Linked DNA regions of Homo sapiens: region 1 is linked to region 2. A link is an interaction called in ENCODE POLR2A ChIA-PET data of the cell type or tissue named here. Cell type or tissue: CD4-positive, alpha-beta T cell. All regions are shown on one strand.

Region 1 (5,000 bases), 130 kb before region 2:
ACTTAAGGAGGCATCTGGTATGAGAGAAGGAAGTAGCTCACACTTCCTTCACAAGCTGGTGCTAAAAATGTTTAAAAATCACATGAACCAACATTCCTTACAGCCCCTCCCCACGTCCCCAATATCACTAATGCACATGAATGGAGAATACCCATCTGAATCCAAACGCATGCCCTGGTGTGTGGATTCAAACAAAAAATTCCTCCCCCCACCCTCAGCCCCCCACATAGCCTGTGGTTTCACTTATATGACAGTGACTGCTGGGGAGGGATTGCATGCCAAGTGTACTGGAGATTTGTAGGGTATCTGAAGGGCCTCTTTCCTATGTTTATGATATTCCCCATCATATAGGTCTTAGTGGAAGAACCTGATCCTTGATTTACCATCCCTGGAAATTTTGGCTCATGTGTGTAACTCAATCTTGGCCAATCAGATGCTCCTGCCCAAGATTTTAAATCTGGAATGAGCAAAGCAAAAAAGCTGGAATGGTCAAGCAGCATGGGAGAGCACAGCTTATAAGTGCCCCTCAGGGCATTCCTATTCATATGTGTTAAAAACACACATGGTTTTTGAGTTCACCTAAAATTATCTCCAGTTCCTTGGCAAATATGTTAGCCACCCTGAATTTTTTTTTTTTTTTGAGATGGAGTCTCACTCTGTCGCCCAGGCTAGAGTGCAGTGGCACAATCTCAGCTCACTGCAAGCTCTGCCTCCCAGGTTCACACCATTCTCCTGCCTCAGCCTCTCAAGTAGCTGGGACTACAGGCGCCTGCCACCACGCCCGGCTAATTTTTTTTTTTTTTTTTTTGTATTTCTAGTAGAGACAGGGTTTCACCATGTTAGCCAGGGTGGTCTCGATCTCCTGACCTCATGATCTGCCGCCTTGGCCTCCCAAAGTGCTGGGATTACAGGCATGAGCCACCATGCCTGGCCAACCTGAAATATTTTTAAGTGGATAAATACATTGAGTTTTCCTCTTTTCCTTCCCTCCTTCCTTCCCTCCTTCCTTCCTTCCTTCCCTTCTTCTTCTTTTCTCTTTCTTTCCTTTTCTTTTTTCTTTCTTTCTTTCTTTCTTTCTTTCTTTCTTTCTTTCTTTCTTTCTTTCTTTCTTTTTCTCTCTCTTTCTTTCTTGAGACAGGGTGTTACTCTGCCACCTAGGCTGGAGTGCAGTGGTGTGATCACAGCTCATTGCAGCCTCAACCTCCTGGCCTCAAATGATCCTCTCACCTCAGCCTCCAAGGTAGCTGGGACCACAGACACGCACCACTGTGCTCAGCTAATTTTTTAATTTTTTTTTTTTTTTGGAGATGGGGGTCTCAGTATGTTGCCCAGGCTTCCTCTCTTTCTTGAGCTGCTCTAGGATACGTCTTCTCCATAAAGTTATTTCAGTTTGTTAATGATTTCCTGCTTCCTTCTACTTCCATATCACTGAGATGAAGCTGTCATGACAAAGTTGATACTCATATCCCCAAATGTATACAGCTCTTCTATGTTATTTAGGATTACGTTCAACTGTGAGAAACAGAAAATCCCCAAATAACCGTGGCTTAGACCAAAAGGTAAATTTGTTTCCTTCTCACATTTTTAAATGGAGTCCAGAGGCAGCTGCCCAAGGCGGGTATGGCACCTCCGTGATCGTCAAGACTGGGGCTCCATCTGTATTACTACTCCTCCACCTTAGCATGCTCCCTCGTGTTTCAGAATGGCTGCTTGAGTGCCAGTGATCACATCTGCATGGCATTCAGCAGAAGAGATAAAGAACTCTTTCTTTAAGGACACTTAAATTTTTTGACATCCTTGAGTCATAGGGACATCTTTAAAAGTTACACAGTACTCCTCCTTACACCTCATTGGACAAGGCATGGTCAAACCTCATCAGTAAAATGGAGACTGTAACACCTACTTCATAGTGTTATTATACAGATTAAATGAGATTTTAAAAAATATATGGCAGATTAAAGTCAGCTACAAGTTCTTGGATGTCCCTCCCATTGAGAGGTGAGGACTGTGTCTGTTCCTCCTTGACTCTGGATGAACTCTGCAACTGCTTTGACTAGTAGACTACGGCAGAAGTGATGCTGTGGTCCCCGCTCAGCACTGCTTCATGTTGGAGGACAACCCAGTCACCCTTTGTTGAGTGACTTTCTGAGGCTTAGTATTACAACACAAGTTTGAATTATTCTTCCTTTCTTGTAATTTCTTAGACTGAGTTAGAAAAATATCCATATTTATACTCGATTTCCACTCTTGGAACACTTGCTTTTGGAAGCCAGCTGCCATCTAAGTATGACTACTCTGAAACCGCCGTGCTGTGAGGAACCCGAGCCATGTAGAGACTGCGGCCAAGAAGCACCGAGGTGCCAAACGTGTGAGTGAAGAAACCATCTTGGAACTCCATCATCTAGCAGCTGTCTTAGTGGATACCATGTAGATCCTAGACAAATTGCCCAGCTAAGATCTTTCCAAATTCCTGACCCACCAAATCATGAGCAAAATAAAACAGTTGTTTGAAGTCACTGAGTTTGGGGGCCAGTTTGTTCTGCAGCAATAGGTGATGGAACATTATACGAAGCGTGTGGTGGGCACCCAGCTATGGCGCTGGCCCTGACTCGGGGTTAGCAGGAGCACTCCCATGAATCCTGGGGAGCTCTGCAGCAGGCACATGCCTCCTGTGAAAAACAATGGACATTAATAAGGAAACACATCTATTACACTATCAAAATTTTACATTGTAATTATTTTCATAAGAGTAATTTGATTTAATCGGCTTCTTTTATAACACCGTGTATTGGCCGGGCGCGGTGGCTCACACCTGTAATCCCAGCACTTTGGGAGGCTGAGGCAGGCGGATTGTGAGGTCAGGAGATCAAGACCATCCTGGCTAACAGGGTGAAAGCCCGTCTCTACTAAAAATACAAAAAATTTAGCCGGGTGTGGTGGCGGGCGCCTGTAGTCCCAGCTACTCGGGAGGCTGAGGCAGGAGAATGGCGTGAACCCGGGAGGCGGAGCTTGCAGTGAGCCGAGATTGCACCACTGCACTCCAGCCTGGGCGACAGAGCAAGACTCCGTCTCAAAAAAAAAAAAAAAAAAACCCGTGTATTTTACTTTATCCAGTTGAAAACCTCATGCTGAGATTGGGTCTATAGACTTCACTAAACTTCCAAGAAAATTCATAACAAAAGAAAGGAATCAGAAAAAAAAAAAAAGAAATTAGGAATCCCTGCTGGGGATGTCAGAGCCACCAGATGAAAGGAACTTAGATCCCTGGATAATTGCATAAAACAGGGTCCCCTCCCTACAATGCTCCCCACCTACTTAGAGTGGACTGTGATATGAGTTTATAATATGCTTTTATTCTGTTAAGTCACTGAGATTTTGGAGTTATATTGTTTAGCCTACTCTTCCTAGTGCAGTGTGTCTAATTATAGAAGAATACATTTATACCCACCCAAAAAAGCCTACCAAAAAGCCGAATATGAGAACAGAAGTTTAGCTATGTTCATATAAAAAGACAAGAGTGGCTCTGGAAGACAGACTGTAACCTGTCTCATAGACGACCTCAGCCTGGGGCCGTGCTGCTCCAGAGTCCCTCCTGGCCCTGGCTGCACTCTCTCCCCTGATGCAGTCTCTTGGGCTCCTGATCTGTTCCTTACAGCTGACCCTTTGCCTGTTCTAGGCGTCTTCCAGGTTTTCTGAGGGCCACTACTGTTCAGTGTTGAGCCCTCACTGCCTTCAAGCACTGGCATCTGCCCCTCTTTGGCTCTGTTTGGTCTCCTTGGCTTCACCCTGAGCCTCATTCTTGGCCATGGCCAAGCTTTCCTGGTCTGGCTCCCATCCAGCACCCAGTGCCCCCTGCCCAATATCGCCTGATGCTCAAGCATAACCCAGTCACCTTTGGTTGAATGACCTTCTGAGGGTTAGTACAACGCTAGTTTGAATTATTTTTCCTTTCCCCTAATTTCTTTGAGCAGACTAAGTTAGAAAAATATCCATATGTAGGCTGGGCGCGGTGGCTCACGTCTGTAATCCCAGCACTTTTGGAGGCTGAGGCGGGCGGATCACAAGGTCAGGAGATCGAGACCATCCTGGCTAACACAGTGAAACCCCATCTCTACTAAAAATACAAAAAAAAAAAAAAAAATTAGCCGGGCATGGTGGTGGGTGCCTGTAGTTCCAGCTACTCAGGAGGCTGAGGCAGGAGAATGGTGTGAACCCGGGAGGCGGAGCTTGCAATGAGCTGAGATCTCGCGACAGCGCGAGACTCTGTCTTAAAAAAAAAAGAAAAGAAAGAAAAATATCCATATGTATACTCTCACCTATGCATGTTATCTATCATATATTACATGAAAGGAAAAAAGACTAATATTTATAGACACTTTAATATGTAAATATTATAAATGTGGTATCATATATAATTGATACTATAAATACAGTAAGTCAGTGTGTTAAACACTTTTTCATTTCATGAAATACCCTTTTGAGGGAGGATTTGTAGTTGCACATTTCCAAAGGAGAGAAAACATGAGACTCTGTAAGATTAAGTTATTGCCTAAGGTCACCTACCTACTGAGAAACAGAGCTGGGACTCTGAAATAGGTTTATCTTACCCAAAACCCATTCTCTTTTTGCTCTGAAACATTGACTCTGACCACCCTAAACTGGGCTATGATTATTCAAATAGGCATATAGAGTTCTAGGTGAGCCTGAGAGAAATACAAAATTTGAACGTACAGGATCTGTTCTGAGATCAGAATGTTTACAATTTCTCTTGACAACTTGAATCATGGAACATACATGTGTTCATCATTTGCCAATGACATTAACTTGAGCAGTGGTCAAAAATAATGATGATGACATTTAATAATGACAAAACTTCTAAACAAAAAATGCAAATACAAACTTTAGAGGGCTAATTCTAGTGAGCTTGGCTGAAAATATTTTCACCTTCATGGTAGGCAACAGGTTAATTGTGACTCAGCAAAACAGCCCTGATATTACAT
Region 2 (5,000 bases):
CATCTCTATTACTGTGTCTCTCAGTTCAAAATTCCAATTTCCAAAGAGTTTCTGATGGACCCAGCTTTGGCCCAGGGTAGGGCCAGGGTCAAAAAGTCCAACCTACTTGGGAACCACTTCTGTAAATAAGGGCAGTTACTAGAGGAGGAGGAATCTTTGTGGGGTGTGTATTTACCCTAAGATCTGTCCCCTGTAACACCTTTTAAAGTTATATTTAATAGTTTTTTTGTTAATGTATTATATGTTTGATTATAGCAAAGTACTTTTAGGTTATCAATTAGGTTGAGTATTCTCTCCTCTAAATGTGTTACTAAAAACTATACTTACTTTAGTCTCAACAACTATGAAGCAAACCATACCACATGCTTGGGAATGATTATTACAGATTTCAAAATTATTTAGATGTAGAAGGATATTGGGAAATATCTATGAGGAAAATGTATACTATATTGTGATAAAATTACATTTCATTTGGACATTTTGTATTACTTCTGAGACTCACCAAATCAGTAAGTCTGTAGTATAAACAGAAATTTATCGTCTGATATGAATTCAAAGAAAATGTAAATACTTAAGACTCATTTTGGAAAATAACAGATTTTAGTTGGAATGCCTTTAATAAATGAAAATGTAAGGGTTATCTAGATCTAGCATGTAGAAACTGGTAGAGAAGAGCTAATAAGGGTAGAGTATTTCTTATGTTTCTCCACAAAAATTTTTTGGAGTTCCACCTGTATATCTGGCCTGGTGCTAGGTGTAAAGTGGTGAGCAAATGGACAAGTCTCTGCCCTCTTGGAGCTTACAGTCTAGTGGCAGAAGCAGACAAGTGAATAAATTAGTGAAAAGTTAAAAAACATGAAGTGCTAAAGAAACAGTGAAACAGTGTAGGAATCAAAACACAGCCCCCAAGCCTCTGGGTCAAGTGATTCTCATGCCTCAGCCTCCCGAGTAGCTGGGACTACAGGCATGCACCACCACATACCTGGCTAATTTCTGTATTTTTAGTAGAGATGGGGTTTCGCCCTGTTGGCCAGGCTGGTCTTGAACTCCTGGCCTCAAGTGATCCACTCACCTTGGCCTCCCAAACTGTTAGGATTACTGGCGTGAGCCACTGTGCCTGACCGATATACAGTGTTCTTTAAAGAAAATGTCTAAGTTAAAACCTTACTTGTTAACTGTTTTTCTAATTTTTTTTTTTTAATGGAAAGGCAGCAGAAATTTAGAGCAGAAGTTGGCAAACTTTTTTTGGTAAATTTTTTTTTAACTGAAAAATGCACTATTTTCAGAGAGTAAATATTTTAGGCTTTGGGGAGTCATGGGGTCTCCTTTGCAACTACTCAGTTCTGCTATAGTAGCTTGAAAGCAGCTGTAGGTAATACATCAATGAAAGGCATGTCTGTTGGGTTACATTAAAACTTTATGACGCTTGAATTTGAATTTAATATAGATTTTATGTGTCAGGAAATATTATCATTTGTTTGATTTTTTTTCCCCCAGTCATTAAAAAAATGTAAAATTATTCTTAGCCTAGAGGCCATACATACAAAAACAGCTTTGCCTGCAGGTGTAGTTTGCTGATCCCTGGTTTAGAATATAGACTCTGTAGCTGGCCTGGCTGGCATGAATTCTGGCTCTGCACCTTGTGGACTGGATGACATTGGACAAGTGATTTGGGCAAGTTGATTTCCTTAACTCTAAATTTCTTAACCTGCTTCATGGGATCTGTCACTAGGATAAAATGAGTTAATATTAGTAAAGCCCTTAGAATAGTACCTGGCATGTATTTATGCTATGTTTGTTTAACAAATAAAATTTTTATCTGAAATCAGGAATGAATTTTAATGAAAACCAAAGTGGCCTCTAGTACACTAAAATCACACTTTGGGTGTATTGCTGAGGCCTCAGTGATCCAGAGAGAGATCCCTTAGGTGGGATCATGCTAAGCCCCAGAGGAAAAATGTAGGAGAGCATCTTCAGAGCAGGTGGCTGCAGTACAGAGGAGCTGGAGTGTCAGAGACCACACCCGCTTTCTGGCTGTTTACTTTCCCCAGTGAAGAGGGATTTTACCGACGAGGTTAATTACAGAGAGTGGACTCTGAGTGCTGAGGAGTAATGGCAGGGTGAGGGAAAAGGGAAACAGGAGGAGAGCAGTAGACCATAGTGATGGAGGTGGGGCTGAGAAAAAAAATACTACTTAGAAATGGTGATTGGGCTGGGTGCAGCGGCTCATGCCTGTAATCTTAGCAGTTTGGGAGGCCAAGGCGGGTGGATCATGAGGTCAGGAGTTTGAGACCAGCCTGGCCAAGATGGTGAAACCCTGTCTCTAATAAAAATACAAAAATTAGCTGGGCACAGTGGCAGGCACTTGTAATCCCAGCTACTCAGGAGGCTGAGGCAGGAGAGTCGCTTGAACCCAGGAGGCAAAGGTTGTAGGGAACCGAGTGCACCACCACTGCACTTTAGCCTGGGTGACAGAGCAAGACTGTGTCTTAAAAAAAAAAAAAAAAAAAAAAGAGGCCAGGCGCGCTGGCTCACGCCTGTAATCCCAGTACTTTGGGAGGCTGAACTGGGCAAATCACGAGGTCAGGACATCAAGACCATCCTGGCTAACATGGTGAAAACCCGTCTCTACTAAAAATACAAAATACAAAATACAAAAAAAAAAAAAAAAAACCAAAGCCAGGCGTGGTGGCAGGCACCTGTAGTCCCAGCTACTCAGGAGGCTGAGGCAGGAGAATGGCGTGAACCCGGGAGGCGGAGATTGCAGTGAGCTGAGATCGCACCACTACACTCCAGCCTGGGCAACAGAGTGAGAATCTGTCTCAAAAAAAAAAAAAAAAAAAAAAAGTCGTCATTGGTACGAGAGGTAGCAGGAAGAAGAGAGAAGAGGAAAAAGCTGGATTTCTGTGTGAAGGCTTATAGGAATTGAATGGGTTGGAGAGAAAGACATAAAGTTGACCAGAGCGAAGCAGGTGCACGATACTGATGCCTGATGCACTCTCCTCTCCCCCCTTTCCTTTCTGAGAACAGCTTCTCAGCAGGCAGACATCTCGGTTGCTTTGGTTTGAAGTTCTAGATGGATTTTGTGAAGTGAGAAATGACTTTCTGTTTTGTTTTAGTGTGTTAGCCTTCCTTATTTGAAGTAGGAGGAAGTGAAGTTTGGTTGGTGTGGTTTGGTTAATACCTGAATTTTAAAGGTTTCTTATGCAGCAGTGAATGAGAAGTCCCTGGGATCTACTTTGTCTGTGTTTGTGTGTCATCTTAGAATCTAGTTTGAGATGAATATTGGGCAGATAGTAAACAAAGGTTTACATCTACCTTACCCTTAGAGGGGAAAGTGCAGTGACCCTTTCTCTTACTAGCTAGTAGTTCTTTCATGTAGTCTTTACATAATGCAAATAAATGGTATATATATCAATAGTTTACATATAAATAGTTTAGCAATACTATAAGTTTCCCCAATTCTTTTCAGGCTTATAATTTTCATTAATTTTTAGCCATCTGATGTGGTTTGAAATGCTGATTTAAATTTCCCATTGTGAGTTTTGATGTTTGTGGCTATAAACTCCACTGCTGCCTGATTCTGTGAGCTCTGATGCTCTGATGGTAGGGCAGGCTGCCTGAAGAGGCAAGGTACCTGCCCATCAGCTCTTGTGGTCACTCTTTGAGTGAGCATTGGAATAGGAAAGGGTGGTGTGTAGGTCTTCAGGAAAACCAACTCCGTGTCTGCTGCTTTTAGGACTACCCCTTGCCCCTCTAACTCATTTTATAGTTACAAACTGTTCATGTTCACAAAAGAGTGGACCTTTTGGTCCAAGTCAGTTGAGCCTCCTGCTAGTGAAAAGGGACTCGAGAGATAGCAAGCCACACTTACACACACGGCATTCTGCCACTCTTCACACTCTAGAATACAAGTTTAGTGAGAATATAGCACACTAGTTTCCTTGAGTTCCTTCTGAAATCAGTGCACCAGCCAGCCTCCTTGGACTCTTTTTCCCTGGAACACATATTCTCTTGGAGTGGCAGTGCATGATTGTTTGCTCCCTTCTAAAAATCACTTGCTCGCTGTGGGGCAGGTACATACCACATGTGTAAAAATATATTCGGCATCTAATGCCATATACATTTAAACATTTTACTTCTTTCCAGGGACCTTATCAAGATTCAAAAGAAAGAATTACATCCTGAAAGAGTATTAAACTCAGTAGAAACAGAATGACAGCAGTCCAAATTTTCAGTGTAGCTGCTGGCACCTGTTGTCCTTTTGTACGGGTCCCCACTGGCTGGGAGCTTTGGAATCTTCCTAGCCAGTCACAGTTGTGTGCATAATGAACTTGCTAACCTAGGGGAAAATATGCTTTTGAAAAACATTTCAGTGCTATATTGATGAATGGATACCAACCTCCCCCGAACAAGGTGAATTATGTTCCCCTACTTGGTAGGCTCATAAGTTACCAGTCACCAAAAGTGAATCTCAGCACCAACCTGAAGCAAACTTGAGCGCTAACAGTTCTTCTTTCTAATGTTGGTTCTGATTTTTGTTAGTTTTTAAAATCTCTTTGAGTGAGATGGTATTGGCTAATGTCTTTGTTTTTTAAATCTGATGTCCTTTTAGATTATACATCCAAAAACTGATGATCAAAGAAATAGGTTGCAAGAGGCTTGCAAAGACATCCTGCTGTTTAAGAATCTGGATCCGGTAAGATAAATCTTAATAATAGAAATGGCTTTGTTTTTTCCCCCAGTGACAGTGTCAAGAACTGTACAGGGTCTTGAGTTTTGCCCTCTTTGTAAGCTGATCACCCTGGGGTGATGGTAAAGGCCCCCTTGCGGATGCTTGAATGCACAGTAGGTTGAACTGCAGGAGAGGAATATTGAGTTTGGGGGAATATACTGCTGTTGGAGCAAGAAGTAAAGAAGCCTGAGGTGTTTGTCCTGTGGAAGATATTCTCTCATCTCTCAAGATGTTATCTCAGGGCTACAAAAACAGCCCTGAGAAA

What was found. ChIA-PET counts read pairs that join two places held together with the same protein. Peaks named below come from ENCODE experiments on the same cell type or tissue, not always from the same donor. Only the 100,000 strongest peaks of a DNase experiment are listed, where the experiment ranks them.
Region 1: POLR2A ChIA-PET joins it to region 2 with 5 read pairs; 2 of 35 experiments call an interaction of 5 or more read pairs at or near these places.

Annotation. Positions count from the first base shown.
Region 1 is chr7:106,992,708-106,997,707 of GRCh38, forward strand. No RefSeq gene overlaps it. Among named protein-coding and RNA genes, the nearest start is that of PRKAR2B, 49 kb to the right of the region's middle. In CD4-positive, alpha-beta T cell, no CTCF peak of the experiment used is centred here; no DNase peak of the experiment used is centred here.
Region 2 is chr7:107,123,597-107,128,596 of GRCh38, forward strand. It overlaps PRKAR2B (protein kinase cAMP-dependent type II regulatory subunit beta), which reads left to right. Exons shown (of 11, transcript NM_002736.3): 4 at 4,616-4,699. Among named protein-coding and RNA genes, the nearest start is that of HBP1, 43 kb to the right of the region's middle. In CD4-positive, alpha-beta T cell, no CTCF peak of the experiment used is centred here; a DNase peak (open chromatin) is centred at 3,085; H3K4me3 peaks cover 953 bases; H3K27ac peaks cover 1,529 bases.